2 separate regions of the Homo sapiens genome follow, and region 2 is linked to region 1. Evidence: read pairs that join two places in POLR2A ChIA-PET (ENCODE). Cell type or tissue: MCF 10A. All regions are shown on one strand. Each heading gives the region's core, and the rest is flanking DNA. Links, peaks and the distances in the headings are about the cores only.

Region 1 (16,674 bases), core at 4,298-9,297:
AAATAAACGCAAAACACTGCCCCTTCCATGATGGGAGCATTCTAATGTAATCAACTTGCCACCAGGTAGCAGGCTAATTCCCTGGGGAATAGTGCCATATTGAAGACTCAATGTTGTTCTTTGCTACTGGCAAATTGAATACCCAGTGGTGGCTGTAGCCAGGTCAGCCTTGGTAAGTGGAAGTTGATTTTGCTGACCTCATGCATCACCTCCATTTCTCACACCATAACCACATTTTTATGAGCTCACTGGGTCATGAAAGGGTCTGGAGAAAGAAATTGTCTGGTATCCATACAATGGATCATTCTGTCAATTAAATTATTAAAATCATCATCTGATGATGTCTTCTTTTGAAGCATTCATATGGGGTACAAATGCCTCCATGATTTTTCCCATTTAGATGTGTTTATACAGAAAGTTCTTCCCCCAATTTTTTGTTATTAATTTATCAATCATGTTTTTTTCAATTTCCTGATCATCCAGCCAACCATAGGTCACAGACCATGACTCGGTATGTAATCTCATATCAGACCATTTCTCCTTCCAGAAAAGTGAACAATCAGATGCAATTCTGTGGTTCTAACCCCTTGGAGAAGTTCTCTTCACCTGTGTCATTCAGGAATGTCCTAGAAAGTGGCTGTAGTGCTGCAACTGTCTACTTTCAGGTGTTTTCTGCATACAGTGAAGAAGCATATATAAACCAGACCTGAGTTTTCTCCTCCTCTGTCGATTGATTGTAGGAAATTCCCATGAGGCAATAGACACAGACTAAGCACCTGAGCTGTGACTCACCTATCAGGTCCTGCCAAAGCTCCAAATAGCATTCCTATCTGCCAGCGACATTTCAAGAACAATTGGATCTGCTGAATAATATGGCCCAAGAGGCAGAGCAGTTTGCAAAGCAGCTGGGACCTATAACAGTTTGCATAACAGTTGGGCCCCACAAAAGAAACTAGCAATATCTCGGGCCATTCAGTAAATGTACCAGAATAAAACACCCAAATAAGGAATGTGTTGCTCCCACAATCCAAAGAAGCTCACTAGGCGTTATGCCTTTTTCTTTTTTTTTGTAATACGATCCTGATGCAACAATGTATCCTTCACCTTAAAAGGGATATCTTGAGATTCCACATATCACTGGACCCTTAGAAATTTCATTATGTTCAATCCTGAACTTCTGTGGGATTTATTTCCCACCCTCTGACATGCAAATATCTTACCAGTAAGCCTAGAATAGTTGCTACTTTTTGCTCACTAGGTCCAATCAGCATAATGTCATCAGTGTAATGGACCAGTGTGGTATCTTTTGGAAGGAGAAGGTGATCAAGATCCTTGCAAACTAAATTATAACCTAGGGCTAGAGAGTTAATATACACCTGAGATAGGACAGTGAAGGTGTATTTCTAGCCTTGACAGCTGACAGTAAACTGCCTCTGATAGTCCTTGTTGACAGAAATGGAGAAAAAGGAACTTGTAAGATCAATAGCTACATGTCAGGTACCAGGGGATGTATTATTTTATTCAAGTAATGAAACTACATTTGGTACAGCAGCTTCAATTGTAGTCATCATCTGGTCAAACATGAGAATGATAATTCATTATCATTCTCCCAGATCCATCTGTCTTCTGCACAGACAAGTCGAATGGAAAGGTGGTGGGAATAAACACCCCTGCATCTTTCTGATCTTGATGGTGGCACTAATCTCTACCATTCTTCCAGGCATGCAGTATTGCTATTGGTTTACTATTTTCCTAAGTAGAGGCCATCCTACTGCATTCCAATCAGACTTTCTCATCCTAATGGCCCTCATTCCATAGGTAATGGAACCAAAGTGGGGGTTAAGACAACTACTGAGTAGATCAACTGCAATAATGCATTCCATAACTGAGGAAATAATCACAGAATAGGTTCAGAGATGCACTGAGCTCACTGTGAAATAGATTTAAGCTAAAACTCCACTGATCATCTGATCCTCATAAGTCTGTACCTTGACTGATGAACCATAGTTAATTTTGAGATCTCTTGGGATTAGTGTTAGTTCAACCAGTATCTTGTAGTCATTGAAAGATCTGGTTATTTCCTTTTTCCCAGTATATAATTACTCTATTAAAGACCATAGGTTACTTTGAGGAGGGCTGGGAGAAAGAATAACAGTATAAATTTTGGCAGTGTACAGAGATCTTTCCATAAGTGGACCTAGATTCCTCTTTATTCAAAAGATTCTGGGTCTTTAAACTGGCTCAAGTCTGGAAATCGATCGAGGCGGGGGGCCATGTCTTTCTGTTTTCGTGATTCAGGTTAGACTTTTGGTAACTTAACCTAGAAATTTTCTGCTTATACAGATCAAATAAGAATTTAGTATGCTTTCTACTTATTTCACTTCAAGGACCATCCATGGTAAATTAGCCAACACCAGAGGTCTGCGCAAGTCAGACTATTCTGATTGCTGCTTCATCTCTGCTGTCCTTCACAGTAACTACTTCTACCTTGACTTGGGCCGCTGAGTGCCACCACTTGACCCCTGGCACCCCAGGATCCAATTACTCACATTGTATTTAGGTTTTCCAATTTACTGACAGCAGTTCCCATTGCAGAGTCTGGCCTATAGAGAAGAACAGTCACAGAGCACTTAAATCATGTTAGGTTTTCCATTACAAATTTATTTCTCACAGTATTGGTGAAAGGTATGTCTTCTGTATCCTCCCAGTGTGAGCGAGTTGGTTTTAAATGACAAACTCACTGCGACATTCTAATCTCCCTAGGCCTTTGAATCCCCTCCTCCACAGTAAACCCAGGCAGGTCTGACATTACTGTCAGCCGCCTGTTGTAGACCCACATCCATAAATTTTGTCTGATGCAACTTTGTTTCTTCTACTATTATCCCATACCTTTAGTATCTATTCCTACCCATGTTCCCCAGATTTCTTTCTACATATTTAGAAAACCAAGTGGATATTTTGAGTGTAGTATACCTCTTTGTGTGTAACACATTGTACCTGCCTTTAGAGACCTACCAGACCTTAAGTCTGGTATAGATACAGAAACAAAGACAGTGGGTTCTTTACCTTTTCTTTTTATATTAATTATTGTATTTTTTTTCCAAAATGCATTCTTAGGCTAAAAGTGTGGGTTCTTAGCAGGACAGCGAGGACTTACTTTTATGGCAACTTTTTCAGGGGATGTCATTGTTGTTTTCTCAGACAATCATAGTTAATCCCCTTAGATGAGAGTGCAGAAGCCACATTCCCAATGGGGAGGAAGAGGTCTCTTCCGCTGGCAAGAAAAATTTAGGGGCTCAATGTTCCCAATTTCATGAGGATCTTCCCACATAGCCCCATTTCAACTTTCCTTCCCTATCCATGTCATTCTTTCCCAATCAGTGCCCTCACTTCAACAGTGCACATCCTACAAATCTGGGTCTATTTGCACTGTAATTCAAGATGAAGGCCTGATTTTAGTTTTCAGCATCTCAACCCTACAGCTGTAGGAGACCAAGGTCTCCATTGGGGCAGATATAAAAGCTGTCAGATCATTTATGTAGCATTTAAGCTGGAAACTCAAATTCCTAAGCTAATTCTTTATTTTTCCCACTTTTTCCAGCAACATTATTAGGAGAATCATGTCAACCTACTATTCATTAGTTTGCCAAGAACGTTCAAAAGCATCATAGACACAATTCCCCAAGTCCTTGATCCTTATAAATGGTTGGTAAGGAGTAACCAATGGTGATATTTTGTTTATCCCTTTTGCCATTTCAGGGCCATGGACTATCTGTGTTCTCTTAACTCCTAGAAATAGTGTTATTAGTGCCTTTAAACCTAATCAGATAAGAGAGCCATTTCCAGGAATTCCAGAACCAATTCATAAAACTCATGCCTAAAATTCTGTTCCTGTAAAACCATTCTAGGTACCAAAATCTGGATGAGGCTTTTCCAGGGAAATAAAATAATAGGCAATTATGTACACACACAAACTCACACATACACATACATTAGATTTATATATATATATATATATATATCTTCATATATATATATTCCTAAATATATATATACATACATATTTAGGAATTGGCTCACATGATTGTGAAGCCTGAGAAGTCTCAAGAACTGCAGTCAGCAAGCTGTTGACCTGGGAAAGCCAATAGTATCATTTCAGCCCACATCCACAGACCTGAGAACCAGGAGAACCAATGGTGTCAGTTTCAGTCTCAATCTACAGGCTTCAAACCCAGGAGATCTGATGGTATAAGTTCCAGCTCAAAAGCCTGCAGGCTTGAAACCCAGGAGTAGTTGATGTTACAATTTGAGTCAGAAGACAGGAAAACAAACAAACAAACAACAACAACAAAACTATTGTCCCAGCTCAATCAGTCAGGCAAGAGGAATGCCTACTTATTTATGATCAGGTCAGATTTTTGCTCTATTCCAGCCTTCAGCTGTGTGGATACAGGCCATTTACATTAGGAGGCCAATCACATTACTCAGTCTACTGATTAAAATGTTAGTCTTATCCAAAAACACCTACAGAGACACACTGAGAAAAATGTTTGACCAAATATCTGGGCACACAATGGCCCAGTCAAGTTGACACACAAAATTAATTATCATGAATACTCACCTCAAGAGTTTACACAAATATTAAATGAGATAATAGATATAAGTACCTAGTTAAGCCCAAGTATATAGTATACTTTCAACAAATGTTGATCATTGTCAGAATTAGTTATTACTATTAAGTTCATGGTAGAAAATGTGTTAAGTATTGGTCCAAGAATAGCAAGGTTGAGAGTAGAACTGGGCCACTACTCTACCAGATTCTGGAAAACCAAGGCTAAGAATAATTTCTTTAAAGATTATGCTGATACTAGATTCTTCTTGGGAGTAAAAGGCTTACACTTATCATTGATCCCTGTGGAAATTTTACCTCCTAGTTTTGTGGGTTAAAGCCAAATCTTAAGTGCCTTACTACTTCTAAGCACAGGCACTTTAAGAGCGCAAAGAAGTATTGGAGAGAGGTATAGATTTAAGTGAAAGTTCATACCAAATTTTTAAACTTGAATCATATGATTTGATTTAGTCTCTTAATCTATAATAGTTAATGTAAGTTTCTTTTGCTTCTTCCTAGAAAGAATGACACTAAGGGTTTGATAGTAAAACATATATACTAATGGATAGATTTTCGAGCATGTCTGGTTTCACAGTGATAACACTGATTAGGACCATGCACACAGACATTCTTGATTACAGGTCTTACAGCCATCATGTTAAAGATTTGCCTCCAGCATTCACGCACACAGGCTGCTCTACATTGCCACAGCTTTGCATCCATGATTATTATTTTTCAATTTTAAATTATGCATTGAAGCCATATTTACAAGTGCACATATCATAAATGTACAGATTATTAAATTGTTACAAAGTGTGTAGTCTTATAAGCAAGAGCCAGATCAATAAATACAAGATTTTAATCATTAGTTTCCTGCTGCTGTAAGAATATAGACCCTTAACCCCTAGAATGAAAGCAAACTGCCATTCTATAATTAACAAAGTAGCATCTATGGTTAGAGTCAGGGTTCAACTCTCAGCTCCACCACTGGCTAATCCCTCTCTGCCTAACTTTTCTCATTTGTAAAATAAGCATAATAATATACCTATCTCATGGGTATATTAAATGAGTTAATACATGTGAAGAGCTCAGAAATGCCTGGCTCATAAGAAGCTCTCAATAAATGTAAGCCATATTTATTGCATAGTTCATTTCCCCTCATACTACTTGTTACCAGATGGTGCCTGAAATGACATGAAGTGCTTGCTGAATGAATAGGAAGGAAAAATAAGAGTCCTTTACCTAACAGAATATAAAGTTTCAATGAAATTACACCATGCAGAGAAAGCAATTTGTCCTGTTTACATGGAAGACAAACAAGGAACTGGACTTTGGCTTTGAGCTGTGTGAATGGGAGATGGCATTGCTTCCGTGACCCACATTCACATTCAATAACAAGACCAGAGAGAAACAGCTTTTAGGAGCCCAACAGGAATAGTCACCTAAGAGTTGCTATTTGACTAAACAGCTACTCCATTCTTTTCTTCTACACAGCCGTTCCTTGCACCTTTCAACTGTGTGGCAATATGACTCTCCTGAGATTGAGAAACAGTGTGTCAGGTTCCATTCATCCTTAACATAACAGAGGAGTGGTAGCTACAGTATACCAGAAAGGGAGCTTTCATTGATCTGCAGCACTCTGTTTCCGTCACAGGGAAGAATCTTCTTGCAACCAGGGCACTAGAGAACTGAACAGCCAAGTAAAATATTGGGCAACATCGAGTCACCCGCACGCCCACATAGAGTCCCAATTTAGCAAAAGAGTAAAGTTCATGAGCAAGACCATCACTAATAATTTGCCACAAAGAGTACCAATTTTTCTGTTTTATTTGTGAAGTGTTGCAAAATGCTTGCTGCTGATCCTCCCATTGATTTAAGTACATCTGAACCATTTTTTTTCTATTTCCAACTACAGAAATCTGTAATTTATTGAGCTATTTTTAGCTACAAACTTTCCTTGTTGAAATCTCTGGAGTTAGAAATCTAACAGGCAAGAGGAATTAAACAAGGATCATGTAAATTAGGAAGTGTATGCAAAAGATTATTTGCTGATGTATTGGTATTGTGGAGGTACTATACCCAGCTAGAAGTCTTGCTGCAGTCTGTGGCTGTTATTTAAAAGTTATTCAAGAATTACTCTTTTCATATATAAATTATATGGGTGAATACTTAAGAAGTTCTGTGATTTCTTCATTTGCACGCTTCCTTAAGCTGCCAAGCTGTTTCAGAAAAAACAAGCAAACAAAACATTCAATAGCCCAGTTATTTCGCTTTTTTTTACTAAACAGGTGTTTCATTCCATGAGACAATAACACTGAAATTATGATATATATTACATCATTGTTTACCATTGAATACTGGCCAGAGGGCATTGCCGACATTCATATAGTTCTTGGTGTACATGTGATACAAATTACCCATGATGTCATTAGAGAATTGAAATGCAAAGAGAGTAAGAAAAATCTTAGAATGTAGTTGAAATACCCTTGAATTTTCACCATTGTTAGGGTTATTTTTTCTAGTATATTCATCTGAAGCTTCTCCTAAAAGCTTAGATTAGACATTGTCATATTTTGTTTACGTTTATTGAAAATCAGATCATTTGTCACATTTAGGCACTCCTCAAGCCTCTCAATGGCAAACTACCTCATTTTCTGGCAGAAGACAGAGCATGAGAATTGAAGCAATAGACTTTACATAAAGTACACTGTGTACTTCTTCCCCACGGTAAGAATAGTTTCCATCCCAGACACACTCCAAAACCTTCCATGATTTTGATGACAGTAGCAGTAAAAAATTACTTCACATTTACCAAAATGGGCAACAATAAATCTCAAGTTTCTTTTCACAGCTTTGACAATCTTAACTTACCAATTGAGAAATTTACTTAGTAAGACTATAGGGGAACTAGGAAAATACACTTGAATTAGCTTTTATTTTGCCAAACTAATCCACTGTTGCAAGTGCCATTGCATCAGGTGGGACAGTATGTGAAATAATGAGTGTTAACAATAGGACTCTCTTGAATTTTATATAGGTATATAATAAATTATATATATAAAACAAAAGATACCTATGGACACACATATGTATATATACATATATGTGCATATATATGTGTGTCTCTACATAGATGTATATGTGTGTGATATGTAAGCTTATAGGAAATGAAGTAGGTTTGGAGTTATAGGCACACTTTTTCACCCTCACTTGCATATATGACAATGTAAGTGTCTAAAAAGAAAAAAGATTAAACAATCAATTGATAATAGAGATTTTCATAATAATGGAGATCATAATATAGATGGAAAAAAAGAAGGCCAAATATGTGCCAGACTTACTCATTTATATTTCTTTTATTTGATTCTTAGAACAAACTTCAATTTAAAAGACAGGAACCAATGTTGGCATCAGTTAAGTAAATAAGGTTTATAGTCTCACTTACAATGAGTAAATGGAAATGCAAGTTTGAAATATACATTTATAGACTTTGGTTCCAGAGTCTGAACTGGGAAAAAAGTAGAAGGAGTAAGCATTGATATGAGCATGGCAGTGTGAGGTCAGGCTAACTATATCTGCAAAGAGAGGTACACTCAGAAGGACCAATAGCCGGCCTTGTTCTAGCAGTAGGAGATCTATGCTAGGATTTCAACCAGGGAGATGGTGAGTAGGAAGTGTCTTGTTAATTTCTTTTTTTCTTTTCTTTTCTTTTAATTTTTTAAAAAATTTTGATACAGGGTCTCACTATGATGCCCAGGCTGGAGTGCAATGGCATGATCATAGGTCACTGCAGCCTTGACTTCCCCAGGCTCAGATGATCCTCCCACCTCAGCCTCCCGAGTAGCTGGGACTACAGGTGCATGTTACCATGCCCAGCTAATTTTTTATTGCATTTTTTGTAGAGACCAGGTTTTGCTATGTTGCCCAGACAGCTTTCCAACTCCTGGGCTCAAGCAATCCATCCACCTCAGCCTCCCAAAGTGTTGGGATTACAGGCGTGAGCCACTGCTTGTTAATTTCTGTAGCTCCTATCAATAAAAAATGATTAAAATGATTCTATTACCTCCAAATTTCATGCAATTACAAATGTCATGCATTTACAAATTTCTGATTTCTCCCTAAGCTTACATTACCTTCATTACCTTACATTCCTTTACCATCATCCATACCAGTCGGAATGAAAAACCAGGGCCAATCTCAGGGTTCTCTATATTAGTAATCTCTCTTGGTTTGAAGTGAAGGCTAGATTGAAGTGGTCATGGGTCCCATACCTCAGAGAACTTAACATGGTGAGCTTAAGAATAGGTGAGGGGAAAGAGCTCTCCTTTCCAGTCCATCATCTGGAAAAGCTTGAGAACCACTACCTCAGGTAAAGCTTCAACTATAAAGCAGAGCAGCCACACGGTGACATATTTCCCCTTGATGCTCTTTTCAGAATTCTTTTGTTTTGTTTAACACAAAAGCCCTTTGTAATTGAAGTTAATGTTTTATGGCCTCATTTCGACCACTATGTTGTCAGTAATTATTAATAGTAATCTATTTTGTGTTCAAATACATGGAAAGGAAAAATGAATCTTCCAGCTACACCCCGGGATATCACATTGGTTACATCTTAGAAGACAGACTTTTGTAAAAGTGTCCCTTGAGACCTCTGCCCCATCTCAACCAACTTCATTCACATGAAATAATCTGTTAATTGCAATATAACAATTTTTAAAAAAAGAAACATTGAATTTTTCAGTAAGGATGTATTCTATAATTTTATATGCCAAGCACTATTCTAGATTTTGATAGTGTTAATGGAATCTAAAATTCTTCAGAAGAAATGAGATATAGGGACAGAAAAATTTTAAAATAAAGTGCTAAAGAAAAGATTTTTTTATTATTAATATGTATTGAGCTCCTACTATGTTCTAGGCACACAGCAATAAGCAACAACAAAGTTTCCCCTCTTCTTGGAGTTTATATTATAATGGGAGTGGGAGAAAAGACTGTAAATAAATGGATAAAATACAAATATAATGTCACATAGTGCTCTCAGCTTTTATGACATATAAATCAAGGCAAGTGGATAAAGAAAGACAGGAGGGCTCAGTTAGAGTATACATGGAAGTCCTCACCACTGGAGTGAAAGCTGAATAGAGTTTTAAATAAATTATTATAGGCAAACAAATAAAGAAGTTTTAAACTTGTCCTGGGAGGCATATAGTAGGTTTCATTGAGAGGAGACATTTAATCACACTATCAAGCAAAAGGTAGAAGTTGAACCAATAGAAAATGAATAGGCCAAAATTTTATAAGGGTAAAAAGACCTACTTTCCTTAAATCCAAAGATGCATCAAATATAGTTTTACAAAAAAGCTTTAGGGAATCACAACTTAGTTTTGGTAGGAAGAGATGAGAGTTTGGTCAACACAAAATGTCAGGCATTTTTCATCGAAGAAGCTGCTGTCACAAAATTTAAAATGCTGACTAGGTGGAATTTTGCTGTGGGTTTGCTACTTCTTTCTAGCTACAGCTAAGACCTCAGGACAATGTCTTCTCCAGAACTCATTTCTATGGAAGTGGGGAAGTCTCAACTGCTTATAAGAACTGCAACTGCACTATTTAAGAATTTGAAATTAGGACTCTTCAATGTGTAGAGTGCACTGTCCACCTCAACATTGCCACAGGTTCTTATTAAAATGCAATTTTGGGGGCCTTACCTCAGACCAATTAATCAGAATTTATCAGGGGGATCCTGGAAATTTTAATTTTCAGCAGACTTGAGTATTAGGGGGAACTAACTTTGAAAAGAAGAAAAGATATCTTTCCAGGCAGAAGGAAGAGCAGAAACAGAGGTAATAAGGTTGTTAGATCTTGAGGAACAGAAAGATCTGTTTAGCCAAAATATAGTTCTCAAAAGACAGAGTGATGGAAAATAAGGTCAAGATATAAGTAGTCCAAACCAAGTAGTGTCTTCTAGCTCATGGCATGGAAACCCTTCCCCAACTTGAAGGGTTAGTGGGGAGTCATTGGCAGATATTAAATATATGATGATCATATTAAAAAATAAAAATGCCAGTGGAGTCTGCAAAGGGGAAGGTTTTAAAAAGCTACCAAAGAAATTTTACATCTTCATCAACTCTTTTTTAGTTCTTGTGTTTTTGGAGGATAAAGGTAAACATTGCATTCAGGGCCTTATTTTGACTGAAACAAACAAGTTTATTTTTAATGACATCTCTTTATTATTGTATACGTTACTGAAAAGATAGAAAACTGCAGCTAGAAAGATAAAATATCTTGGGCCCTATTACTAGTATTAGTTGATCTTGTATCAAGATCTCCCTAGAGTACATGCAATTTGATGTGCCACAGCTGTGGCTTAATGCATGTGAAGGTATGCGGGCTCTGAAAGAGGCCTCAGTACACCTTGTAAAATAAGAAAGAGGTAATGTCCTAAGCAGGTCTTTATTTTGTATGACATCTGATCCTACTTCTCAACTTTATCATTAAATTTTCCAGGATATTATCTAAATAAATAATTTTATATAAGAAATGCACAGAATAATTTCATAGAGGATATCACTGCTTGCTTTGTACACTCTTACTGCAGAATAGGTTGAATTCTCAGCAGGAACAAAAATAGCTTCACAATGGAAGTAGTTGGAAAGGGTCTAGCATAGGATTCAGAGAATGGAATCTTTTTTACAGCTTGAAAAAAATATTGTTTCAATGTACAGATAGTGCTTGAAAAGATTGGTTTGGCTTTTCTAAATAAAATAATTGCTACACTAGTAATTCACGACAAGGGAAAATTTGTTCCTGTTTCCTCACCCCAAAGGAGTATTTATCAGTGTCTACAGACATTTTTTATTATCATAACTGAAGGGGAACTCCTAGTATTAGTGGGTGGAGGCCAATGGTATTGCTAAATCCTATGGTACGCAGGACAGTCCCTGTCCCCCATCCACATACATGACAAATCATTATCCAAATCCAAATGTCAAGAGTTCCCAGACTGAGAAACCCTAGACTAGAAATTTAGGTATGGTAGAAATGCTTACCTTATGAGTAATAAAACAGACCCTGGACTACTCATTTGTAATATTCGTGTGTTTGCTGAAAAGAGAAATGAAGGCAATGGCCACAGGAAAAGATATAGATACATCTGGTCATATAAAATTATGTCCCACTAAGTGAAGTCCTCAGAAGCTGTAGGAGTATATTAATTTACAAAACCTATTCTAGACCATTTCAATTCCTAAATAAACAGCAGGAGAGAGTAATAGACTGGGAATCAGAACTATCAACTCATCTTTCCACTCCAACCCTAGTTAACTATAATTTTTGAACAAAATACAACCTCCTTGAGTTTCTGTTTTCTCCTCTGCAGGCTAGGAAGAGAAAGATAATTGACTATAATATCTTTTCTCATCCTTATGACTCTATCATGTCGTGTTTTTCACTGTGTCAATCTAGCTAAATAAGAAACTTTATTTTCCAGAATGTTGTGGCCTAGATGGTTACAAATTGGGGTTGGCCATAAGAAAAATTTACACAGATTTGAAAGGTCTTTGTAGGACAATGGATATTCACCTTGCTAGTATGAGTCAATAGCTTCTCCAGCCCATGCTGAGTCTCTCCTATTGAGGTCTCTTGAGTTCTGAGTCAGGAACTCAACTGGGAGACAAATGGTGCCAGCTACTGCACTGACAAGGTTGAAGGCACTGGTAGACATGTGCTCCCAGTTTGTCCGTGTGGGTTCTGGTTTGTCCTATTATTTGAACAAATGTCTGCTTGGTGTCCTTATTCTCTGTCTCGAATTTGTATTCATTCTTTCCTACTTCATGCCCAGGTTTCTTTCCACTAGCCCTAACCTAGTGCAACTTTGTGCCCACCACCAAATACATAGGCAATAGCTTTTCTTAGACTTTTTTGCCAGATTCCATAATTGTGTGAGATATCATGCTTATAATAAATTGTAGGAGCTCAGTCATAGTGGTGGGAGAAGCTACCGAGATATGAGCAGGCCTTCTGAAAGTTCAGAAGGCTGTGTATAGCTTTGGGGGAGAATAAGCTGAAGGCAGCTGTTCTCGTACCCTGAGGCAGAGGGCAAGGAGTAGATACAAGGAAGCATAGTGGAATTTAGTGCAAATAAGCTTGTTTACCTATGTTAACCAGAAATTTTGACCCCAGAAAGGGAGAACAATAATGTTAATTACCCACAGATTGTGTTGGCTCCAGGCTTTCGGCATTATGTCTGTACTAAATGAAAGCAAGCAGCTCCAGCTTATTGAGGCTGCTCACTCTTCAGCAGTCCCCTAGCTGCTCTTTCACTGCATACCTGTGTCTGCATACTCCTTTCATCCATTGCTTGGCCAGGGTCTGTGGGATGGACCTGGCAATAAATCCTTTAATCTATATCACTCATAAGGGTTCTCCTTCCCTTGTTCTTCTGAGAAATACGGAATGTATCAATGCTAATGACTGAGAGGGGAATGGAGTTTAAACCCCACTGGAGATTATAAAGAAACTGAAAAATGAAAATCACAAAGTAGACATACTTTCAGCCATGCGCCGTGGCTCATGCCTGTAATCCCAGCACTTTGGGAGGCCAAGGCGGGCAGATCATGAGCTCAGGAGTTTGAGACCAACATGACCAAAATGCTGAAACCCTGTCTCTACTAAAAATACAAAAATTAATGGAGTGTGGTGGCGCATGCCTCTAATCCCAGCTAGTCAGGAGGCTGAAGCAGGAGAATTACTTGGACCTGGGATGCAGAAGTTGCAGTGAGCCAAGATCGTGCTATTGCACTCCACTCTGGGTGACAGGGTGAGACTCTCTCTCAAAAAAAAAAAAAAATAGACATACATTTAATTTCTACTTTTTAATTTCTTTCTTCACTTTGTGATTTTCGTTTTTGTTGACAGAATCTGCAGTGTTTTCCACATGTCTCTAATAACTACCTAACAATGGTAATTCATTTTTCTAAGCATAATGTAGCTATGCAGACCCTCAAGAAATGGATACTTTAGGAAAAGTGATATTACAATTTAAGAAATAAATTAAGCTAGAATACCATGCTCCAAAAAGTGTTCTGCTGATCAATAGTGTTAGCTTCGTTTTCTAAAATGCACTATCTAATAATAATTTTAGGAAGTATTTTATGCATTAGCCTATTTTGCAAATAAATTATATATTAAGAATATTTTGCAAAAAATCTTGACGCTAAGCAACTTGTTTAATTACATTTAATCCAGTATTTCCCAACTTAATTAAGCATCAGCTTTTATTCCCTCCTAGATAAATGTGTTAAAATTAAAAAAAAAAGTGTAGAAAATTCTGTACTACATAATGTAATGAAGCACTGATTTTAAACAACCTAAGTGTTTAGAGAAAAGGGATATAAATATGAGGTCCAGTAGTCTTGGAGGACATCATAAAGGAAGTATAGTTTGTATTGGAACATAGGCTAAGTATTTATATGAGCAGAAAAGAGAAGGAATAAATAGCACTTTAGAAATAATGGGTGACATAATTGAGTGGAATTTATAACATAGGGAGAAAGCCAGCTTTTGGTGAAGAACTATCTGATAGAGTCATATTTCAGATGGCTTTGAAATCTAGACTAAGATTTTTTAACTTTTATTGATAGGAGTTAGAAACACAGATTGTTGAATCATTAAGTGTTATGAAAAATATGAAATATTTTCCCCAGCATCACTTTGCTAGTAAATGGTAGAGTCAGAGTTCAAACTCAGGAGCTCTGAATCCAAAGACTGTTATTCCAGTCTCTACTATTGGATTTCCTAGCAGGTCCACTGAATAGTAAGTACATTTGGGAAAAAAATGGATTCATAAACAATCTGCGAATTTGGATAATAGGTTACCTCAGAGTGGCTTACACCTGGGGGAACATGGAAGCCTGAACATGGGTATTTTGGAAATGATGTACCAAACAAGTTACAAATCTATGTCCTGGTCATATTTGAGGGAGCCCCATGAGCTCACTGAGGTCATGAACCTGACACTGAAGCAAATCGTCCAACTGAAATCAAAAACAGAAGCTGTGGAATTAGCACCAAAAGACAGAAATGTAACCAAGCCTGGAGATTTCCTGGCAAGAGTAAAAGGTTATGGAAAACTCATCTCCTGCTTTTCTGGTCTAGTAAAACCTGACTGAATTATTACAGAAAGGTAAAAAATTAAAATAAAAGGATCCATTTGTAGGATTCCTACCAAGGGAACATTTTGAAGTTGGAACTGAAGGCAGAGATATGAGGTCCAGTTGATTTCAAAACAGTAGAAAATTATGAAACCGCTTGGACAATTAATGGCTTACCACTGTAGATCCATCTGGATCACACACTGAAGTGTGCCCCTGCTAAGTGCACAGAGATTTCTCTGGGTTTTTTGAGCATGCTTGTACATCTGCTGAAGTGATTGGAGAAAAAAACATAGACTAAGAACATCAGTTATAGTTTCAAATTTGGTTAGTTTGTAAATTCTTTACTCCTTTTTATTTATTTATTTTTTATTTTATTATTATTGTACTTTAAGTTTTAGGGTGCATGTGCACAATGTGCAGGTTTGTTACATATATATACATGTGCCATGTTGGTGTACTGCACCCATTAACTTGTCATTTAGCATTAGGTATATCTCCTAATGCTATCCCTCCCCCTCCCCCCATCCCACAACAGTCCCTGGAGTGTGATGTTCCCCTTCCTGTGTCCATGTGTTCTTGTTGTTCAATTCCCACCTATGAGTGAGAACATGCTGTGTTTGGGTTTTGTCCTCGTGATAGTTTGCTGAGAATGATGATTTCCAGTTTCATCCATGTCCCTGCAAAGGACATGAACTCATCATTTTTTATGGCTGCATAGTATTCTATGGTGTATATGTGCCACATTTTCTTAATCCAGTCTATCGTTGTTGGACATTTGGGTTGGTTCCAAGTCTTTGGTATTGTGAATAGTGCCGCAATAAACATACGTGTGCATGTGTCTTTATACCAACATGATTTATAGTTCTTTGGGTATATACCCAGTAATGGGATGGCTGGGTCAAATGGTATTTCTAGTTCTAGATCCCTGAGGAATCGCCACACTGACTTCCGCAATGGTTGAACTAGTTTACAGTCCCACCAACAGTGTAAAAATGTTCCTATTTCTCCACATCCTCTCCAGCACCTGTTGTTTCCTGACTTTTTAATGATTGCCATTCTAACTGGTGTGAGATGGTATCTCATTGTGGTTTTGATTTGCATTTCTCTGATGGCCAGTGATGATAACTATTTTTTCATGTGTTTTTTGGCTGCATAAATGTCTTCTTTTGAGATGTGTCTTTCATATCCTTTGCCCACTTTTTGATGGGGTTGTCTGTTTTTTTCTTGTAAATTTGTTTGAGTTCATTGTAGATTCTGGATATTAGCCCTTTGTCAGATGAGTAGGTTGTGAAAATTTTCTCCCATTCTGTAGGAGGTTGCCTGTTCACTCTGATGGTAGTTTCTTTTACTGTGCAGAAGCTCTTTAGTTTAATTAGATCCCATTTTTCAATTTTGGCTTTTGTTGCCATTGCTTTTGGTGTTTTATTACTCTCCTTCTTTATTAGAAAACTAAACCTTATTACACTCAGAGAAATAGAATGAGATGAGTTATTAGTAAAGAGTTTAGGGTGTCCACATTTATCAATGCTGTTTATGTGTAAAATAAATGAAAAGGAGGGAGAGATATTGAAAACTGCAATCCTGGGACTCATAGTGTATTTTGAATACAGGGCTTTATTTTTCCTCTTTTTACTTCAATAAACTATGTTTCTTAAAGGATACAGGAGTGAAAATGATTTCAAATAACTTGGTGTCAAGAATCATGGAGTGGGTGTTTTTGCTTAATCCTTCTTTATTTTATTCTCACTAAAATAAACTTGGGTTATTTATAAATAGAAAATATGTAAAAATCCTTGAAAATAAGAAAACATACCATGAACAGATAAGTAATTTTCAGCAACCTATAATTTCTTCTCACTCTCTGCCTATTCTGAGTGGCTGGCATTCATCACTTACACTTGACTAAAGTCTCGA
Region 2 (16,674 bases), core at 6,308-11,307, 82 kb before region 1:
TCTATGTATGCATACATATATATGTATGTGTATTGATATTTAAAAAATCCTATTCTGAGAAACATTTCATAGACTCCGTACAGGCTGCCCATGGGATTCATTATAAGAAAACTAAGGCATAACTTCTGATATCATGTGTGTCTCAAAATATGATGTAATAGAAACAAGAAAGATATCCTTATAACGCATTTACAAATGAAGAAACAGAGAAAAAGAAGGCAAAACCTTGTTTAAAGTCACTTAAATAAAACTAGATAAGCCAAGGGCCTGGATTCTTTTCTATATTCTCTCATATGTCCACCTGCATATCTCTGACACTTCCAGATGCCAAACTGGTATGAGTTCTACCTAGTTACAAATCTCTGAAATCCCATCTTTGCTTCTGAATTATACTAAATTATACATATCAAAAAACTCAGGCCTGGCACAGTGGCTCACACCAGTAAGCCCAGAACTTTGGAAGGCAGAGGCGGGCAGATCACTTGAGTCCAGGAGGTCAAGACTAGCCTGGACAACATGGAGAAACCCCATCTCTACAAAAATAAAGAAATTAGCTGGGTGAGTGCCTGTAGTTTCAGCTACTCAGGAGGCTAAGGTGGGAGAATCACTTGAGCCCAGGAGGTGGAGGTTGCAGTGAGCTGAGATCGCTCTCTGCGCTCTGGCCTGGGTGACAGAGCAAGACACTGTCTAAAAACAAACAAACAAACTTAGGGAAGATGCTCTAAATGCTTTGAGAAGAAGCCTGTGCCAAGTTTCTAATCTCCCTTAGTTGTACTGGCTTCAAAGTCAGTTAGTGGTTTAGAGATACTTCCCACAGAATGAGCTCAACTCTCAGCTAGGGACAAGAAAAATAACAAACTCTGATATAGGCAATACGACAGTTGAAAAGATGACTTTGAAATCGGATACAATCCACTGAACAGCTTTCCACAGTGTGTTTTGCTCCGACCATACTGTATTGCTTGAAGGAACTTTGAAGTCCACATTCAAATCTGCAACTGTTTGAGTGTGATGCAATAAGATACCCTAGGAAATTACGGTGGATAGATGAGTTAGCCTCCTGGATACCCAATGATAGATGAACCATGCACTCTTGGGAATTCATGAGTAGTTCAAATGATCCTCCAAAATGTTATCTGTTCATCCAGAGCTTATTTAAATCATCTGAATTTCATCACCATCCAAAATTCAGCTGACACTCATATGAGGATTTCCTTTCCCATGCAATTTCTCTTTCCACTCTCAGCCAGAAATAGTCCACACACTTTCTGAAGGTCAGACAGCTGACAGGTCTCAAGAGGGCTGGAAAGCAAAAACAAGCCAAAAAGTAAATAGCAATGTATTCAATGTAAAATCTAGTTGTAGAGAGTTAACTTCCCAAGTGAATATTGCAGACCTTTATATATTGTGCTGTGGCAATATCTGTAAAGGATGCTATAAGCATGGCCACTTTAATGTACTTGTAGTGGAAAATAATACCTCATTTATTCTTGCTGCATTATCCAAAATCCAGATTATACCATGAAATAGCAAAATAGAAGAGTTGGGAAGTTTAGAAAAAATAGTCACAGAGATGAGTAAGACCTGGTGATTTAAATCTACAAGGAAACATTCAAAGAACCAGGACTATTCATCATGGAGAAGAAAAAACTGAGGGCAACTGAGAAGCATACTACCTAAGAATAAATGAAATAAAACCAAAAGGAAAAAATATCTTAGGCAAGATTAGAGAGCGACTGTGGTTCACTTATCCTGAGATCAAAACCAAAGGAAAACATTATAAAGTGCTCTGAGAAACTGTCTGATCTTCAACTTGTTCACTTTCAGGGTAATTACTATGGGAAAGTATAAAATCTCCTCTCTGCAAATCTCTATTGAAATATTATTTTCTATCTGACATCATTTAAAGATGACTTATCTTGATTTAAGAAAATGGGCAAGATTTTCCAAGTTCCCTTATAATTAATAAATTCCTATATTCTGTATGTTATCCTGTGATAAGAACAAATGCAATCACCAAGGAACCCTGCCTATATAAATTGCCATGTTTAAAGAGGTATCCTATTAAGAAATAATGATATAAAATGGAGATCCCAGCTAGTGAAGGGTAAAAAAAGTCTGCACTGAGAAAGAAGCATAGTGTGCCCCCGAATCGTTTCTCAGACTCACCTTCTAATATGCTGAAGTTGTTACATAACATTTGGTTTTAATATAGAATGTCGTGATTCACACAGACACAGTTATCTGTCTTATGATATCCGGTGAAATTAAGTGGGAAATATTAAAATAACATTGGGTATGGCGGTAATATTAACTGCTCAATTTTTCAAAAAAATCCATGAGCTTCTTCACATTTCATAGCCCTCTGGATTTTCTGTGGGGTCATGTCACTAGTTTTACCAATAGCCTGTGAACAGAAGTGCCATGTCTCATTTCCAGGTCAAAATATACAGGATGAGGTGTAATTTCTTCACATGTTTCCTCCATGAGGCTGTGATTCACATAGGAACTATGCGCTAAGAAGGCAGCACTGGAAGGCAAATACTGATTGAGTTGTTGCATTCTTGGTGTGAGTAATAAATAGAATTTGAAGAGTTAAACATCACCTACTTATCCTGACTTATAGCTGCAGTAATTCTTGAGTAATAGTTGAGATAAAAACATTTCCACTCTACTCTCAATTTTCCCAATAACCACTCCTGTAAAGAAACAGCATCACTAATTGTTGACTAAGGGTGGGGAGATGCTTTTTTACCCACTGATTGATGGTTAGTTAGGCATTTTATTATTTAATATTACAAACATTTGTATAGAGCATACTATAGAATAAAGAAAATGTGTATTTTGCTATAGTAGAAAAATTATTTAAGCACTTTTAGGCTCAGGTTTTGGAGTAAATACTATCCATAGAATTGTGAAGCACTAAGATTCTGGTTGAAGAAAAGTAACAAACATAGAGTTTTATAGAGTAAACAATGTACTCACCACCACCATTATCGTTTTCTCTCTCTAATTCTCATGATTCTTTGAGATCAGGATTTGTATCCCCACTTTATAACAAAAAATCTTGCTTAACAAGAAAAAAATGGAATTAGGGCTTAAGTCTAGATCTAGATCTCTTATTTACAGGATACATCTACCATGCACTGAGAGTGTTTCCTCACTGTGTCACCAGGGTCCTGACAGAAACTCAAATAGGGCAAAGTAAATGGGATTTAATAAATGAACAGTTCAAAGGTATAAAAATGTGGATAAGGGAAATCACAGGGAAGATGAAACACCCAACAGGTTGAAATAGCAGGGAAGCCTCCAGAACCTTAGACATGAAGGCACACACTTGAGGCCCTTGATAAGGAAATGACCACCATCAACCTGTGTTCTCTCTCCCCAACAATTGAGAGTTTCTTACCTGTGGCTTCCATTGCTCCAATACAACTGAGGATACAGGGCAAAGGAGCCTGGTTTATGCTGTCCATTCTGGTCAGCCTCCTGTGGCAGAGTAGGGTACACAAGGTAGGGGTGAATCCAGAAGGACAAAGAGAGATTACCCAGCCTACATGTCAATCACTTTCATATATAGATAAACCACTTGGACACATCTGTATTGGAAAGAAATATATCTCCATGAAAGGCAACCTGAAAATATAATTAAAAATGAAATTGAGTCAGGTATGAACCATTTCCTAGGCAAGGATTTTTTCATATATTAGTCAGAGAACACAGCTGGTTGTGAAAGAGAAGAGCCTTCTGAATTTGAGCAGGTGTATGATTCTGATGAAAATAAGGATATGAGTCAAGAAAAACAGATGAAAGAAAGAAAACTGTTGAATGAGGAGGGGTAAGGAATTGAGGAAGAGTATGGTTGTATGACTTGGGAAAGGCAGATGGAAGGCTGACATGATCATGATGGAAAGACAGCTGGAGTTAAGACCTTGTTGATAATAAATACACATAACATGTTTTATTTTAGTTATTATATGTAGTCTTATGGAAAAATAAGTCTCTATTTATTCACAATAATGGGGCATGCTAGCTTTTAAAATAATGAGTTCTGAGTAAATTAACTTGACAAAGATAAGATGAGGGCAAGTAAAAATTCTATAATGCCTGCATTCTCTCTTTTCTCCTATCTCTGTTTAATACAGCCCAATTATATTTCCATGAGGATATAATAAGACAAGAGATTTCATTTAAGAAGGGGGATTGGGTGGGAGAGAGAGAGAGAGAGAGAGAGAGAGAGAGATCCTCTAGCAAAAATCCAGGGATTATAAAGATGAATTCAACCTTTGACTCAGTTTCATGGTATCTGAAACCCAGACAAGAGTTTTCATCTATTCTTCTGAGGACAGTTCCAGAGATTAGCTGTGAGGCATTATCTGTATAATAAGACAACTTTTGTTCACAATGAAGTTCTGCCCTTCATCTTCCCATCACCTCTCCCAGAGCACTGAAGAACTTCGTTCCAGCCCATTTTTTTTAGGCTCATGAGTCTACCCTTAAAATCATTTCACCCTCCATCTCCTCTTCCCTTATTAAGTAGGATTTATAAGCATCTGGACCTCATTGAGTTATTGGGTAATCACATTCATGTGATTTTTTCCTCATGCATATTAATAAATTTTGTAAACATTTTTCTCCTATTAATCCACCTTTTATCAGCTCATTTTCAGTGAACCATCCGTAAGCAGTGAGGATGCTTTCCCTCTACCTCTACAGATTAGTAGGAGGTGTTGAAAACAAATCCCATTTCTCATTTTCATTGATGGTTCACTGTATGAGTGAGTAGTATCTGCACAGAAGAGTTCATGACCCAGGAGTAAGATTCAATCTTTAGAAACCCTTGCTCATCTCAAAGAATGTTTGAAAATAATTGCACTAGTCAATTCCTCTAAACACTAGGTGGCTTCACACTAAAACCTCATCTCATTTTTAGCTTTTCCAGATTTGCTGGCAGATTTAGCAACAGCAGGTTTGCACTCCTAACATAGCAACCCCATGGAGGGTGCAGGTAACGCTGTGCTCTTTAGATGAGGCACCTGTTCTCATCTAGAACTAACTGCTAACAAGCTATATATCTTAGTATAGCTTTAATCCTTCTATACTAACAGTCTTACTCCACTCACATTCAATTCTATTTTCTGCCAGATCCCTCCTGACATTTGATGTTGTCAACAATAATTCAGACTATTGTGACATATGATGTATTATAATTATGGGCTTATGTTATGGACAAAATCATACTCTCAGAGAACCCACAAACGGTTCCAGTACAGAATTATTTAAGGTTCCATTAAGACCAAAGTAAATTATTGCAGTGCTGGCCAACAATCTAGATGACCTACTTAGGAAAAGGCATAGTTGCCCAAACTGTTGTTGCTTTTTTACAATTTTTATTTTTTACTAAGACTTGGTTCTTCCAATATACCACTAAAGTCATCTGGGCATGGAGTTCATTTGAAATTAATGAATGATCCAAAGGCAGATGAATTTATGTCAGAAGTAGGCCAGTTTTACCATGTAAACAGTATTACCAAATATTGTTTTCTGTTCCGAAATAAATGTTGCCCAATTAAGCATCAAAGTGACAATATACATTTGGCTGTTATTTGCTTTCCAGAATCATCTGGCTCCGTCTTTTCATTGTATCTGGGTGTTCCTGTCATCTTGACATTCAGGCCAGTCCTGAAGTTGCACAATGCAAGTTGAGGAAGCAAAAGAACCACTACTTAAATTGGTCCATGCAGATTTCTCCTGACCATTGTGGTTATTTGTTAGGATTCTCCATTGCCTGGGGTCTTTTTGTTTTGACTTTACTGTACAGCCAGAGTTGTATGGCTGCCCCATGAAATAAATTTAGTTTCTGTATCAGTAGCCACATTAGAGACTACCAAGAGTTCTTAAACATTTGTGGTGCCATGGACCCATGTTGTCAGGTAAAGCCCATGGATCTATCTCAAAATCATGTTTCTAAATGCATAAAATAAAGTACATAGGATTACAAACAAGCAATTACACTGAAATATAGTCATCAAGATATTAAAACATGATATATTCAAATATATTTTATATGTTATATGCTGATTCATTACTATGTTAAATATAAATATTTTAAAGTATTATAATAATTATCATAATTTCAAAGTCTGGATGTACTTAATGATATTCTGAGATATTTACAACCACCATTCTATGAGATGACAATATCAGGAGTCCTTTTAAAGTGTGGTTTGCTGCCTATATTAACAATTGAAGGAAATGCTAAATTTCATTTAGAGTATGGTAAAAATAAAGATTTTTTTTCCATTCAAGTGCATAGAACCCTTGAATTCTATTCACAGACCCTTTGGAGGTTTATGAACCTTAGGTTCAGGAAGGATCTATTCAAATCTAGATTACTGCCGTAAAAATCAAACACTTCTGCTGAACCAAGTCACTTTAGTGGAAAGAGAAGACTGGTGTGGAGTGAGTTTGGAAAACACCTCAATCTATTGAGCCGTTCAGAGACTAAAACATATATTAATATAGGTTTTTAATAATAATAGCAAGCATCCTATCTTCTATTAAGTGAAGACAAAAAACTACTACTTAAACTTATTGTTTCCAAATTAGCTGATTGATCTTCCACCCACTGAACTGGCTGGCTAGTGATTTGTTCTCACGTAAAGGGTTAGAAGCCAGCTTTCCAAATAGGGCTCACTAGTAGGTTTAAGGAGTGAACATAGAACTAATCACAACACATAGTTCCATCAGTCTAGCAAGCAAGCTTCGTGTATTGTAATCCTAGCACTTTGGGAGGCCAAGGTGGGCGAACTCCTGAGCTCACGATTTCGAAACCACCCTCGGCAACATGGTAAAACCCCGTCCACTAAAAATAACAAAAAATTAGCCAGGCATGGTCACACACGCCTGGAATCCCAGCTACTGGGGAGGCTGAGGCAGGAGAATCCCTTGAGCCTGGGAGGTGGAGGTTGCAGTGAGCCAAGATTGTGCCATTGTACTCCAGCTTGGACGACAGAGTGAGACTCTGTCTCAAAAAACAAAAAACAAAAAAGACAACCTTCAGCCAGCTTTTCCTTTGTAAAAATATTTTGTAGTAATGTTGACATGTATTAGTTCTCTTTGCCTGATTTGGGAGAAAAGCAATTTCAAACAGAAATTTTAGTTAGTCATTCTTTCCAGCTTTGTTTCCCCTCCACAAAGCGGCAATGTCTTAAATTTCTCATTTATGAGTTGCTGCCAGACTCTAATCATGACAGACTGCAGGTAAGAGGAAGAGTCAGGGACAGGCCTTGTAGGAGACCAGTACTTTACATTTTGCAGCATATGAATACACTGTGCACCCCTAAGGGCCAGTGAAAGAGTTAAAAAGTCATCCTCTATGGAAAAGTAAAAAACCTAAATAGTTATTTTTTAATAAGCTCCTCTCGGACAAAACATTTTTAGAACAGTTACTCACCATATGACAGCATTCAATAAATGTTTATTATTATTTTCCGCAATAATAACAACAATGTGTTAAAGTGCTTTCCAACCAATCTGAAAGCTAAGCTGAGGAGGAAGGGGACGCTTGTCATTGCCTCCTCTCCTTTCAAGCCACCACAAATATTATGCTCTTGCTATTTTGTTTAACTTGGGCCGAATACACTTCATAGAGTAACAGGCAGGGAGAGTTAGGTCCATTAAGAAGAAACTTCAAAAACCCTCTGGCTTTGGGGCTTTCTTGTGTTATTCCACCTCAAACCCAGAGGATATGAAAGATGGGAAGATTAGTGAGGGTTTTGCCCTGGCTGTTCTTTTACTGAATGGCTTCACAAATGCCAATTGAAATAATTATCAAGCCATTATGATGATTTGCATTAAAAATGGTAACTTTAGCAAGCAGTCCATGTGTGTGTAGGAGGGCAGTTGGGGGGTAGCATGTAACGTTATAAAAGGCCCATTGAAGCCATACCAGCTTCCTGGCTTCCCGAGGATTACCACACAGTAGTTCACAAAAAGGTTGTTCTTCCAGCTCTATTTATACTCACAGTACTTACAGTGCACGCTCCCAGCACACCCATTCCTGGTATTGATTTGTGCCTATGCCCAAATTATCATCTGGCACACACAAGGCAGCAGCTTCTGGAGATGGTGATGCAATGCTTGGATCCTGGTAGAACAAAGACAGGGCCTCTTCTTATCAAAACTTCCCCTTGCTGCTAAGATAAAAATACCAGAAGCCCTGGGTACCATTTCCTACTTATTTTTTTTTCTTTTTCACCCAACTGTCTCATTAAAGCCAGTGGTTTACCCTCCATCCCCCTTTGAGTGTCTACTTAAAAGAACAAGGCAAGATATTATGGGGATCAAATTTTCATTTAATTTGCCACTTTTATTAGTGAGGGAGGCAGTTACCTTATAAATGATTTTAAAAATATTTGTAAATGATGGTTTGTCAACATCTCAGACTCACTGGGTGAAGGGGCTGGTGCAGTGAATGAGAGTGTAGTGTCTGACAACTGCTAACATCATAGGTAGCAGTTCTCAAAAGGTGCAGGGGGAGGAATTCAGGCAAGATGAGGAACCGTGTGGCCCAGGAAGCTATTACACGGGCCATGCTTTAAGTATTTGCTGAAGGTAACCAAACATGTGTTGTGGAACAGTTTGACCAAATAGGCACTACTGAATTCTCAACCTTGAGTATGTCCCCGAATTGCCCAAGGAAATGCTTAATTATTGGGGTTGATAGACTCCACCCCAGAGAATCTGATTCAATAAATTAGACCCAGGAATCTGTATTTTCAATAAACACCAAGATGAGTTCAATGCGGTTGGAAGAATAAAGACTTCTCTTAAGGGCAAGCTGGATACCATAAGTTTTTGAACATTTCAGGAGAAACCTATTAAAAGACAACATTACAACAATTTAGTTTAAAATATAATTGGCCTTTATTTGAAATTCTAGAATTTGTCAATATCACATTCTATAAAATAGAACGGGTGTTCCAATGAGCTCAGCAGAGAAGGTTGACCTTATAGAGAAAAAAGGGCTGAAGCAAGTAGAAACAGAACAAAAAGCAGATTGTTGGTTTCAAAGTTACTTTCCTTGTAGGATTAAAACAGAGGAAACGTCCTTATTATGCTGACCAGGGTTGACTGGAATCTCCTGGTTTTTTGAAAACTGGCTCATTTCAAAGTTAAGTTTGATTACATGGCATTAGCACAAACGACTTCATTCTGGTTGGGTCTGGTCTGCTGGAGCCCAGTGCAGGAGGCTGGTCCAAAACAATGGCCTCCTATAAACTTTAATAACCCTAAACAAAATGACAAATTGTAAGTGTACAGCTTAATAGATCCTCAAAAGAACAGATATTTCTGCTATTCAGCAACTGCCTTAAAAAGAAAGTAGAGGATGTTTTGAGGACTTTAGAAGCCTAACTTACGCTCATTTCTAGTAATTGCTGCCACCAAGAGGAGCCTAACTTCTAATGCCATAATTACTTTTAACCTGTTTCTGAACTTTATAGAAATAAAACTCTAAAGGATGTACTTTTTATATTTTCTTTTACTCAGTATTCTATTTGTCAGGTTCACCCATAATATTAGCTATAGGTATATTCATCACTTCCTTTCTTAAAAAATGTATTTTCTTAACATTCACTTTGAGATAGGTGGGTCTTTCAATTATTATTTTTAGCTTTTCGAAACTGTTATCTTTTCTTTTAGTAATGAGTCAGCTAGCTGATTCCAGGTGTCCACGTTGAGACATGCCAAAATTAATTTTTAGCCATATGTTGTTTGTTTAATTAAATCTACGGAAACAAACAAACACAAATGATGGATTAGGAAGACAAAGTAGAATAGAATAGACTTAAGGAAATACATGAACTTTAAGGAAATGTCTGTGCCTAAAATATTTGTTTTTAAGTTCTCACCTGAGTTGCTCCATGGAAAGAGTAGTTTTGTGGTTTTTGGTTTTAGAGATTAACTTTCAAGTAGCTTTGAATAACAGTTCTCAAAAGAAAGAATCCTGCTTCCGGGGTTCAGAGTGTAGTGTCTGTGTTCCACCACAGGGCCTCAGCTCACCAGTTTCATTCCCTGGAAATAGAAGATCCAGGGATGGTCTGCTATTTAAACACAAGGCCTCAGCTCACCAGCTTCATTCCCTGGAAACAGATGATCCAGAGATGATCTGCTATTTAAACACCACAGGGCCTCAGCTCACCAGCTTCATTCCCTGGAGACAGATGATCCAGGGATGATCTGCTGTTTAAACTCCAAGCTCATCATTCATTACAGTAATTTTCTTCAATGTGTCCTCTTCAATATGTCATGTGTATTTAATGACCACAAAAATGCTTGTGATGCTAATTGTGCAGGTCAGCATTTCCAAGTGCCCACATGACCTCTGGGCTCTCGCACACGCAGTGGCATGTCCAGACTTCCCAGCACATTATTCCTTAGATTGATTTTCCCATGCCATTTCTTAGAATGGGCTGGGAGGTCCCATTGGTCAAGTGTTTGGTTCTTCACATCACTGTTCTTTATTTGAAGGTACGTCGGAAACCACAGCCCCCTTCCCCATATATATTTTTTTTTTATTTGAGATGGAGTCTGACTCTGTTACCCCAGCTGGAGTGTAGTGGTGTGATCTCGGCTCACTGCAACCTCTGCCTTCCGGGTTCATGCAATTCTCCTGCCTCAGCCTCCTGAGTAGCTGGGATTACAGGCATGTGCCACCACACCTGGCTAATTTTTGTATTTTTAGTAGAGACAAGGTTTCACCATGTTGGCCTGGCTGGTCTCGAACTCATGACCTCATGATCCACCTGCCTCAGCCTCCCAAAGTGCTAGGATTACAGGCACACCCGGCCTCTTCCCCGTATTTTATAGTTAGTCTTGGTATTAAGCCCTGAGCGGATGGACCACACAGGTTGAAAGAAAAGCAGATGGAAAAGAGCTAAAATTCAATACCATGATTCCACGACAACCCACATTAGAATCTGTAGTAAACAGTAGATCCTATCTTCAAGGGTTTATTTTGGAGAGAGTGGAAGATATAATAAACAAATAAACATAAAACTTAAATTCTAATAATAATAATTGCCCTGAAACTGGGCCAAGGAATAGGAAGTTTACACAATTTGTGGGGTTATTTGGAAAAGGGGATCAGAGTGGTTCTGTGAGGAGATGACATTTGAGCAGGACATGAATGATGCCATGGAGAGTAAGATGCAACAATCTCAGTGCAAAACATTGCTGATGATGGGAATAGCCCTTGCAACCTTCTCACTATGCCAAGCACTATCTAAACACTGTATATTTACTACTGTGATTTTTAACATGGCTCTGCAGTGAACATGGCCTCTTTGTTACAAATAAGAAAACTGAAGCTTAGCCCAGTAACTTAGTACAGCATGAGAGTAGTGGAGCTGACTCTGAGACACCTGCAGCCTGGTTATAGCCTTGCTACTCTTTCTTTCTTTTCTTTTTTTTTTTTTTTTTTTTTTGATACTGAGTCTCGCTCTGTTGCCAGGCTGGAGTGCAGTGGCACAATCTCTGCTCACTGAAATCTCTGCCTCCCTGGTTCAAGCGATTCCCCTGCCTCAGCTTCCTGAGTAACTGAGACTAAAGGTGCACACCACCATGCCTGGCTAATTTTTTTGTATTTTAGTAGAGACAGGGTTTCACCATGTAGGCTAGGATCGTCTCCATCTCTTGACCTTGTGATCCTCCCACCTCAGCCTCCTGAAGTGCTAGGATTACAGGCGTGAGCCACCTCACCCAGCCGCCTTGCTACTCTTAAAGGCCACTCTATAATGGCTCCAGCATTAAGTAAGGTCCATCTTGGTTTGTTCAAAGCCACTGTGGCTGAACTGCAGTTAACAAAAGCACACCTTCTAAAAAGGCGAATTATTTTATTTATAAAAGTCTCCCAAATACTTACACCCATTGCTATAGACTTAGAATTAATTATTCCATGCTGGCAGATTGGTAGCCTTCCTTCACAAAAATCAAAGAGCTATTTTATTTTTAAAGAAAATGATCTTTTTGGGCCAGGCACAGTGGCTCACGCCTGTAATCCCAGCACTTTGGAAGACCAAGGTGGGTGGATCACGAGGTCAGGAGATCGAGACCATCCTGGCTAACATGGTGAAACCCCGTCTGTACTAAATACAAAAAATTAGCTGGGCATGGTGGCACACAACTGTAGTCCCAGCTACTCGGGAGGCTGAAGCAGGAGAATCGCTTGAACCCAGGAGGCGGATGTTGCAGGGAGCCAAGATCGCACCACTGCACTCCAGCCTGGGCAACAGAGCGATACTCTGTCTCAAAAAAAAAGAAAAAAGAAAGAAAATGAGCTTTTTTCAGCATCCCCGGGATGCCTGATGTTTATCAAATGTAGTGGGTAAGGTTTAAACCACCAGGTGATATATTGGAGGTGGAGGGTAAAATGTTTTTTCTTAGTCATCAGCCAGGTATCTGATCCCAGGAGAAGATCTATAAATGGATTGATTCTTGATCAAATTTTAAATCTTGGTGGTAGGAAGATGTTAGTGAAGCTTCAGTGATCCTTGTCCCAAAGCACTTTCAGTATGTCAGTACATCAGCAAATGGCTGATATAGGAAGTGCAAGCTTCCAACTCTCCAAGTACTGTTAAGAGGTGGTTCCACTCTCTGAAGATTCAATGGGAAAATACAGTGATTTTTATTATTCCTGCACTGGGAGAAGTCTCCATGGTTTGAGAGGAAAAAAGAGATGCTTTTCTGGTGTGTGAGCCACTCTCTAGAAGACAACAAACACCAGCACTAACTTGTTAGGACCCCTGTTTGAATGCAGGTGAACCAAAGGAAAGTAATTTGTTCTACCAAAAAGACACCTGCACTCCCATGTTTATTGCAGCACTATTCACAATAGTAAAGACATGGAATCAACCTAGATGTCCATCAATGGCGGATTAGGTAAAGAAAATGTGGTATATTTACACCATGGAATATTATGCAGCAATAAAAAGACTGAAATCATGTCCTTTGCAGCAACATGGATACAGCCGGAGGCCATCATCATAAACAACACAGAAACAAAATTCTAAAAAAAAAATTTTGAAAATTCTGTAACAAAAAAGCAAATTCTGCATGTTCTCACTTATAAGTCGGAGCTAAATATTGGGTACTCATGGACACAAAGATGGGAACAATAGGCACGAGAGACTAAGATAGGGGAGGCAGGGAGGAGAGTAAACATTGAAAAACTACCTATTGGGTACTATGCTGACTATCTGCACAGTACCCAAAACTGTGTGTATTAGGCCATTCTTGCATTGCCATAAAGAAGTACCTGAGGCTGGACAATTTATAAAGAAAAGAGGTTTAATTGCCTTTTGGTTCTGCAGGCTGTACAAGCATGGTGCTAGCATTTGTTCAGCTTCTGTGGAGGCCTCATGGAGCTTTTACTCACAGCAGAAGGCAAAGCCGGAGCAGACATGTCACATGGCAGGAGATGGAGCAGGGTTGGGGAGTGAAAGTATCACACACATTTTACAATCAGATCTCATGAGAACTCACTCACTATCATAAGGACGAGAACTAGAACTAAGCCATGAGGGATCTACCCCATGTCTCATACACCTCCAATTGTGCCCCATTTCTAACAATGAGGATTAAAATTCAGTATGAGATTTACAGGTGATGACATCCAAACTACATCTCTAAGTGTTGGGTTCAATCACTCCCCAATCCTCAGCATCACCTAATACACCCTTATAACAAACCTGTACATGTACCCTCTGAATCTAAAATAAACGTTGAAAAAAAAAAAGCAAGGGACTTCTTAGAATCATGGTGTCAAGCGGCCCTACCAGGACCTCCTGGTAGCAGCATTCCTTCCCCCAATGTTTCAATTTAGTGTAAGCTTTTTTTATGGAGAGAATATTTTTCTCTAAAAACAATATGATAAAAAGCCCTTGGGATAGCCTTTCCCTGACAAAGTTCTTCCAGAAATCTCTTTCTCATGTTTGAGACCTCTACTGGTTCGATCTCTTAAATAATTTTGTTTCCCCTGCCTTTATGACAACTGTTATTACGAAACACTTTATTTCACTGTTAATGTTGTAATGTATATTTTTGGGAATGTTTCTTATGCTTACGACAATTGCTCTAGGTTGGACAACCAGAATGGGGGACTGCCACTTTCTTTTTTAAAAAATTAATAATATCAAATTCCCTTTGATAAAAACTTTACCAGTTTATAGTAACACCACATATGACATTTCCTATTTCCCCAGACAATTGCCAGCAATATGCAAAATGTATTGCTGAATATTAGTGTAGTTGTATAACTTTTTATATACTTATTAGCATTGTGTATTTATCCTTCTGGAGATTTCTTGAATATATCTTGCCCATTTTATTATTTAGTATTTATTAGAACTCTTCTACAAAACCAATAAAGATTGGTGCCTTTATTAGGAAATCATGATTAACAATATTTGTATTCTGTCTATGATTATACTGTGTTTTCTATGTCTTTCAACAACAGCTTTGCTTTTATAGTTTTCTAGAACAATCATTGAATATCTGTTTGATGTTAATTAGCTGATTTGAATCCTGGATACCAGTACTCTAAGTCAATAAACTATGATAAAATTCTAACCGTTAGAATGTGCTTTTCTTTGGGTACAGGATCGGCTTAACCCGAATTGGTAAAAATTTTAAAGTCTGTTTTATTCTTTCTGGGTTCCTAGGTTGTTTATCCTTCGAAAAGAAGCACACACACACAATATCAAAACAAAGAACAATTTCCTGTTTCTAAGAAAAGTGTCTTTAAAAGACATCTTGAACATCAAATAGTTGTTACAAAACATTTTGATGAGCTAAGTGTAAACGATTCTGAAACATATGGATGAAATTTTCCTAGGAATCACTCGGGCTTAAAAATTAAGGAAAAAACACACAATCAAACTAGGTTTAGTGTTTTCCAACTCCAAGGCATTTGGTAAATAGTCCAAGACAAATGACAAATCCCTAATATGTCCAAATTGGCCCTTCTTTAATAAAATGATGTATGTAAGCCGTTGTATAAGCTTCACTCTGTTTTATGTCCCCCTGTAATAGACAAAAGAATGCAAAACTTCCCTAACTCCGGACCTTTTTGCTGGAATTAAGTCTGGCTCTGATGACATTACTAGTGATAATAAATATTAAGTAAGTATAATTTATAATAAATTTTTTTTTCTTTAGGGAACAGTGTTCAAGGTCATCTCTTTTGATCAAGGGGTTCACCACCATATTTCTTGAGTGTAAGTAAATATTCCCGGTTCAAATTTTACTAATTCCAGTGAATGCACTGCACACCCCTTAATGTCTTGGGACAGTTCGAAGTGGGTTTAAAGTCATTTTTCCCCCACTTGTTTCTAAATTTATGTCTGGTTATATGAGTATTTGTCACTCATCTGGGAAGTTTTCATTACACTTAAGGAGGAAAGTGAAAGGATAAACCAGACCTCCCAGTGCTACTCTCAGAGTAAACAATGTCTCTTCTATCTGCATAGACTTTCAGATCAAGATACGAGTAGAGCCCAAAACTCAAAATATATACGTGACTTAATGTGTTCAGGATATTTTTGTAATGTAATGTAGTGCAAGAGATGGGACTATATGTGATAGGACAACATTGGATCTTTAAAAAAAAATTTTAAAGGGTATGAGTTTGGAACTCTTGTAACCACACAAATGTAGATGTCCTTAGTCTTCAGAGATCCCCAAGCAGACAAACTAGATGGTGGTTATTTGTATTAAACTAGCCTTTGTTTTAGAAATTGAATCAACCAACATGAGAGTTTCCTTCAAAATATATCTTATAAATAATGCTTTTCATGTATGTTAAAGAGAAACTACTAGTCGGTTTATTCTCCAGTGGCTTAGATGTCAATCATGTTCTCTTTTTTTAATTTATGTACTCTCCCTCCTCCAGCCCATAGTAGGTCACCACTATTACCTCTTCTTAATTTGTCCTGCATACCACCTCAAGATATAGATACATCTTACTCTCTTACCCTCAAAAAAACAAGTACATTAGGTGACAGTTACATTAGTTTGATTTATTAATTCCATAATGTAATAAATATATAAAAACCTCACATTGTGCTTCATAAATATATATAATTTATATTTTTTAAAATAAAATTTTAAAAATATATAGTTGTATCTTTCTTATGCATAACCTTAAAGGAAGAACATATCTATTTATAAACATTTTTTGACTCTCTGTGATTTCAAATTATTTACCCTGATAATCTTGACCAGAGATGTAAGATGTATATCATCATGTGTATATACACACATAAACTTATTTGTAAAACAAGAATAAAGAGTTCTTAAATGTCCTCCTAAGATTAAAATAACAGAAACTTAAAGCAATGACAATTGTTTGAACTCTTTAAAAATCTTTACCACTTATCAAAACAACCAATATTTATGAAGCAACTCTATGTGCCAGGTATTATTCTAAATTCCGGGGATAAATTAGTAAGCATGCTCCCACAGAGCTTACAGTGTAAAATACTGAGAGGTATTAATGCAATAGCCATACACCTAAATGAAAATTACAATTAAGATAAGTAGCCGTACATAAAAGATCTTCATAGGGAAGTTTGATGCAACCAGGAGGATCAGATAAATTTCAGAACAAGTAAT

Evidence for each region. ChIA-PET counts read pairs that join two places held together with the same protein. Peaks named below come from ENCODE experiments on the same cell type or tissue, not always from the same donor. Only the 100,000 strongest peaks of a DNase experiment are listed, where the experiment ranks them.
Region 2: POLR2A ChIA-PET joins it to region 1 with 5 read pairs; 3 of 35 experiments call an interaction of 5 or more read pairs at or near these places.

What each region holds. Positions count from the first base shown.
Region 1 is chr20:7,579,281-7,595,954 of GRCh38, forward strand. No RefSeq gene overlaps it. Among named protein-coding and RNA genes, the nearest start is that of MIR8062, 220 kb to the left of the region's middle. RefSeq lists an enhancer at 5,802-6,096. In MCF 10A, for the core only: no CTCF peak of the experiment used is centred there; a DNase peak (open chromatin) is centred at 6,271.
Region 2 is chr20:7,495,666-7,512,339 of GRCh38, forward strand. No RefSeq gene overlaps it. Among named protein-coding and RNA genes, the nearest start is that of MIR8062, 130 kb to the left of the region's middle. In MCF 10A, for the core only: no CTCF peak of the experiment used is centred there; no DNase peak of the experiment used is centred there.